Linked DNA regions of Homo sapiens: region 1 is linked to region 2. Evidence: read pairs that join two places in POLR2A ChIA-PET (ENCODE). Cell type or tissue: OCI-LY7. All regions are shown on one strand. Links, peaks and the distances in the headings refer to the core of each region. The heading gives the core; the rest is flanking DNA.

Evidence for each region. Peaks named below come from ENCODE experiments on the same cell type or tissue, not always from the same donor. Only the 100,000 strongest peaks of a DNase experiment are listed, where the experiment ranks them.
Region 1: POLR2A ChIA-PET joins it to region 2 with 7 read pairs; 4 of 35 experiments call an interaction of 5 or more read pairs at or near these places.

What each region holds. Positions count from the first base shown.
Region 1 is chr4:83,139,351-83,142,267 of GRCh38, reverse strand. LOC124900167 (a long non-coding RNA gene) reads left to right here. Exons shown (of 5, transcript XR_007058167.1): 5 at 2,762-2,809. Among named protein-coding and RNA genes, the nearest start is that of PLAC8, 26 kb to the right of the region's middle. RefSeq lists an enhancer at 2,298-2,592. In OCI-LY7, for the core only: no CTCF peak of the experiment used is centred there; no DNase peak of the experiment used is centred there.
Region 2 is chr4:83,236,518-83,239,434 of GRCh38, reverse strand. No RefSeq gene overlaps it. Among named protein-coding and RNA genes, the nearest start is that of COQ2, 47 kb to the left of the region's middle. In OCI-LY7, for the core only: no CTCF peak of the experiment used is centred there; a DNase peak (open chromatin) is centred at 1,664.

The sequences.
Region 1 (2,917 bases), core at 322-2,821, 97 kb after region 2:
GCTTTTCTTGATTGCGCGTCTCAGAGTTTGGACTCATGTACTCTTGAAGGCTGGAGACATTTTAAGAAAATGGCTACCTGTTGGCTGGGCACAGCGGCTCACACCTGTAATCCCAGCACTTTTGGAAGGCCGAGGCGGGCAGATCACGAGGTCAGGAGATCGAGACCATCCTGGCTAACACGGTGAAACCCCGTCTCTAATAAAAATACAAAAAATTAGCGGGGTGTGGTGGCGGGCGCCTGTAGTCCCAGCTACTCAGGAGGCTGAGGCAGGAGAATAGCGTGAACCCGGGAGGCGGAGCTTGCAGTGAGCTGAGATGGTGCCACTGTACTCCAGCCTGGTGACAGAGTGAGACTCATCTCAAAAAAAAGAAAAGAAAATGCCTATCTGTTTACTGCTAGAAATTTATATCTTTTTCTCTGAGTGAAAATTGGGAATTCCTGTAGAAGATTCTTCTTTTCTGGGAAAAAAGAATTTTGTTTTCAGTTTTTCAAAAAAGCTGTCTTGTTTTGAACTAATCACCTGATGTTTTAAAAGCATATCTTCAATCTGAATGAAAGTTTAGAGTTCACGGGAGCAGATAACTAACTTGGTTTTATTTTATTTTATTTTATTTTATTTATTTATTTTTTGAGATGGAGTCTCGCTCTGTCCCCCAGGCTGGAGTGCAGCGGCACGGTCTCAACTCACTGCAAGCTCCACATCCCGGGTTCATGCCATTCTCCTGCCTCAGCCTCCTGAGTAGCTGGGACTACAGGCGCCCGCCACCACGCCCGGCTAATTTTTTGTGTTTTTTAGTACAGATAGGGTTTCACCGTGTTAGCCAGGATGGTCTCGATCTCCTGACCTCGTGATCCGCCTGCCTCGGCCTCCCAAAGTGCTGGGATTACAGGCGTGAGCCACAGCGCCCGGCCTTATTTTATTTTTTGAGATGGAGTCTCACGCTGTTGCCCAGGCTGGAGGGCAGTGGTGCAATCTCGGCTCACTGCAACATCCTCTCCCAGGTTCAAGTGATTCTTCTGTCTCAGTCTTCCGAGTAGCTGGGATTACAGGCACGCGTCACCATACCCGGTTCATTTTTGTATCTTTTTTTTTTTTTTTTTTAATTGAGCCTTGCTCTGTCGCCAGGCTGGAGTGCGGTGGTGCAATCTCGGCTCACTGCAACCTCCGCCTGCCAGGTTCAAGTGATTCTCCTGCCTCATCCTCCCCAGTAGCTGGGACTATAAGTGCCCGCCCCCACACCCAGCTAATTTTTTGTATTTTTAGTAGACAGGGTTTCACCATGTTGGCCCAGATGGTCTCCATCTCTTGACCTCGTGATCCACCTGCCTAGGCCCCCCAACAGGCGTGAGCCACTGTGCCCAGTCTCATTTTTGTATTTTTAGTAGAGATGGGGTTTTGCCATGCTGTCCAGGCTGGTTTCCAATTCCTGACCTCAAGTGATCTGCTCCCGTTGGCCTCCCAAAGTGCTGGGATTACAGGCGTGAGCCACCGTGCCTGGCCTCTAACTTGGTTTTAGATGACAATTATTAACAGTTGTGTCTCAGCCTGAACAAACAAAACCATAAGCTCTCTCCTCCAGCAGCCATTCCTGAGTCTACAGGCCAGACTGAAAAGACCTGATAAACACTGTCTCCTGAAAGACAGCAGATTGGGGGTAAAACAGAGGATAAAGGAGCATAAAAGAATAATCATTTAGGGGAAAGGGTATTGGTTTCTGTTCTTCAAATTTAAAACTGGAGATCCATCAGCCTCAGCATCTCAGATTAACACATCTGCTCTGTTCCGTTTCAATCAATAAAAACAAAAAGATGAACAATGAGACATTTTTGGTCATACAAATGTAAGATCAGTCTCTGTCCCCCACTTCCTATCTTTGGGAACTTTCTGGACTTTATGAAGTTGTCCAAAGGCAATTACATCAGATTAGAATATTAAATATACTGTTTAATAATCTAGAAGTCTGTCCCCTGCTGGTGGTGTGGGAGCTTGGTGAGCAGGGGAAGGAGTACAGCAGGGAGATGTTTTTCATGAGATGCCATGAGGAGGAGGAAAAGACTAAAACTGCCTTTGCAAAGATTATGACAGCGAGAGAAGTCTAGCATGGCTGACTGCATCTTGCTTCTAGTCTCACTAGGTGACTGTCCTCACTCATTCCCTGGCATACACCAAGCTAACCACAGGAGGAATTTAGTTTATAGTTTAACTTTGAAGCAAGGATAACAGTCTCTCCCTAAAACTAGCCCCCTCCTTTCTCAGGGACTAAGACCACCTTTGTAAGACTAATGAAAAGCCACAAGATTAGAATTATGGGAGGGACTTGAATTTTGCTAAAACGTAGGCATGGTTAAAGAATAACCAGCCCTTGTTTTTCTATAATCCCTTACTGCTCGGAAGTCATGAAGCCAGAGTTCACAAGACTTGTGGCTGCCCAAATTGCTCCTACGGATAACATCACTGGCTGACCCCACCTGGACCCATGACTCATGACTCAGCTAGTACTGTGGCCTCCACCCAAAGGCAGACTTAACACATGAGGACTGTTTTCCACATCCCTATGATTCCATCCTCAACCAGTCAGCAGCACCCATTCCCTAGCTCCCTACCTGACAAATTATACATTAAAACCCTTGCCTCTAAGCTCTTGGGGAGGCTGATTTGAGTAATAAACTCTCATTGGTTGCTTGGCTAGCCATGTGTTAATTAGACTCTTTCTCTACTGCAATAGTGGTGTCTCAGTGCATTGGTTTTATCTGTGCAGTAGGCAAGAAGAACCTGATGGGTGATTACAAAAGGAGGAGGAATTCTGGAGGTCCTGAACCTGGGAGAGGACAGAAGAGGGAAGAAATGCTTTAAGGGAAGTATGGGGTTCCTGGGTGCTGGCTTTTATTTTTCTCCACTAAACAGTGCTGTAGGG
Region 2 (2,917 bases), core at 299-2,798:
GCGCCTGTAGTCCCAGCTACTCGGGAGGCTGAGACAGGAGAATGGCGTGAACCCAGGAGGCAGAGGTTGCAACGAGCTGAGACCACGCCACTGCACTCCAGCCTGGGCGATAGAGCGAGACTCCGTTTCAAAATAAATAAATAAATAAAAATAAAATAAAATATTTGGATTAATTAGCAATACTGTAGAAGAATCTGTGTCCTTATATGTATAGAAGTGCATAAAATTTATGAGCCCAGCAGCCTATCTATATCTTTCAGAGTGGTCTTTGTGGCTCAGGCTCTGATTTGGACCTGAAGATTCTGCTACCTATTCTGAATAGTAAGTGAGCTTAACTTGGCTCTAGAATATTATTGCATCTGCCTTGATTAATTCTTTCCTGCAAGATACTTGGCAGTGTGCCAATGGTGGAGACAACCAGTTTTCTACCAAATAGTCCATTCTCCTCTTCTTCTTAGGTGCTTGGCTACACCACCCAATCCAGCTCACCTAACAGATAGCTGTATTCATGTGGCTAAGTTTCACCTGATGGCATGTGAGTAGAAGAATGTATACCTAGATTTCTGGGCCTACACCTTAAGAACATGAATATGCCTATTCTGAGTTCTTGTTCCCTTCTTGCCATTTGGTTGGCTAGAACTTTGCTATGCAGACAACAAAAGGCCCAGAGAGTAGTGCAGAATCACGTTGGAAGGAACCTGAGCCCCTGAGTGGCTCATGAAGCAGACCACCTGCCACCTTGGAACATTCACCTTGGACTGTTGCTTTAAACCACTGTATTATTATTACAGCAGCTTTTCCTTATCTCATCCGATACAGTGCCTAAGGGACTGAGCTGAGCTTGTAAGAAGAGCACGCCTGCTTGCTAATGATTACAGCGGTAGCAGAATTCCATCTAGGGCTGGATACCAAGGTAACATGCAAACATTTAGTGAGTCTGGGGGGAACAGCAACACAAAGCCCTACCCTACCTCTTACTTTTAGAGGCCTTCAACATCTCCCAGTAAGAATCTAACAGGTGTTTAAAAATGCAGATTTTGTTCACAGCTAATATTATACACTACAGTGAAAATGGAAAGCCTTTCTTCTAAGATCAGAACAACGCAGAGATGTCCATTCTTGCCACCTCTATTCAACATAGTATTGGAAATCCTAGCTACAGCAATTAGGCAAGAGAAAGAAATAAAAGACATTCCCCAAATAGGAAAGGGAGAAGTTAAATTACACCTGTTTGCCAATAACGTGTCCTTATATATAGAAAACCCCAGAGACTCCACCAAAAAACTGTTAAGATAAACAAATACAGTAAAGTTGTAGGATCCAAAATCAACACACAAAAATCAGTACACTGAAAACTATTTAAAAAATAATTAGAAAAATAGAAGACACAAATAAATGGAAAGATAGCTCATGCTCATGGACTGGAAGGATTAAAGTTGTTAAAACGTCCATATTACCCAAAGTGATCTATACAATGGAATACTATTCATCTACGTCTGGGTGCCTTAGACTGCAGAATTATCTGCCCAAACCACTTGGAGCCTATTTACAGGGCTAGTACATTCTCTTTCCTGATTAAGTCCTCCTAAGGGCAGACTGCACAGCTGGAGTACACAACCCTAATGGCTAAGGATGCCCAGGGGACACACATTTTATGAAGTGGGTGTGGTTAGAGCTTAGCTATGCAGCATCAGGTGTCCACACATGTGTCCACAAAGCCCTTTGTAGTGTAGGATGGGGCATAGGTAGAAATAAAAGAGGAAATGCCCTCAGACCAGGGATGGGCAGCCAGGGAGCCAGCTGTCTCCATAATCTGGAGACCCCAAGAAGTCTGAGAATTCTAAATAGGAACCTGCCCTTCCAGGTTATTATAAAAGTGTATTTGTCAAGATGTGAGGGTAGAACATATTTTATTTAACAGTTCGTTACAAATATTTAGACCTGGCCGGGCACGGTAGCTCACACCTGTAATCCCAGCACTTTGGGAGGCACCTTTGCCCTAAGGGCCTTCAGCAGAGGCATTTCCACCAATGAACAAGTCATCAGTGTTACCCTGCGTCCTACTTACCATCTTTCCCTCCAACTCCAGGCAAGCCTGTCTGCAATCTCCCAAATCTTATACATGTTGAACTATTGTGGCTGATGATGCCAGGGTAGGTAATCATGAGAGCAGCTAAAGGGAGACCATGGTGTTGCTAACTTAGCAGAAGCCTGGAGCTCAGAGCGAGTGCAGGGTAGCCAGAGTGGCACTGGGTGGGGAAGTGGGTGGAAATGCGGGATTGCTTTCTTGATTTCTTTTTAATTAGTTCATCCTGGTTATATAGAAACTACCAATTTTTGTATATTGGTTTTTGTATCCTTCAACTTTACTGGATTTACTTATCATTTGTAAGACTTTTTTGGTAGTCTTTAGGTTTTTCTAAGTATAAGATCATGTCATCTGTAAAGAGAGACACTTTCACTTCTTTTCCAACTTGGATTATGTCCTTATTTCTTCCTCTTTCCTAATCGATCAGGCTAGGACTTCCAGCACTATGTTGAATAAGAATAGTAAAGGTGAGCATCATTGTCTTATTCCAGTTCTTAGAGGAAAGGCTTTTAGCTTTTCCCCAGGTGGTATGATGTTAGCTGTGGGTTTGTCATATATGGCTTTTGTTATTTTGAGGTATGTTTCTTTTACGCCTAACTTGTTGAGACGTTTTATCATGAAGGATGTTAAATTTTATCAAATGCTTTTTCTGTGTTTATTGAGATGATCATATGGTTTTTGTCCTTCCTTTGGTTAATGTATCACATTTATTGATTTGCATATGTGGAACCATTTTTTGCATTCCTGGGATAAATCCCACTTGATCATGGTGTATTATATTTTTGATGGTTGTTAGATTTAGTTTGCTAGTATTTTGATGAGGATTTT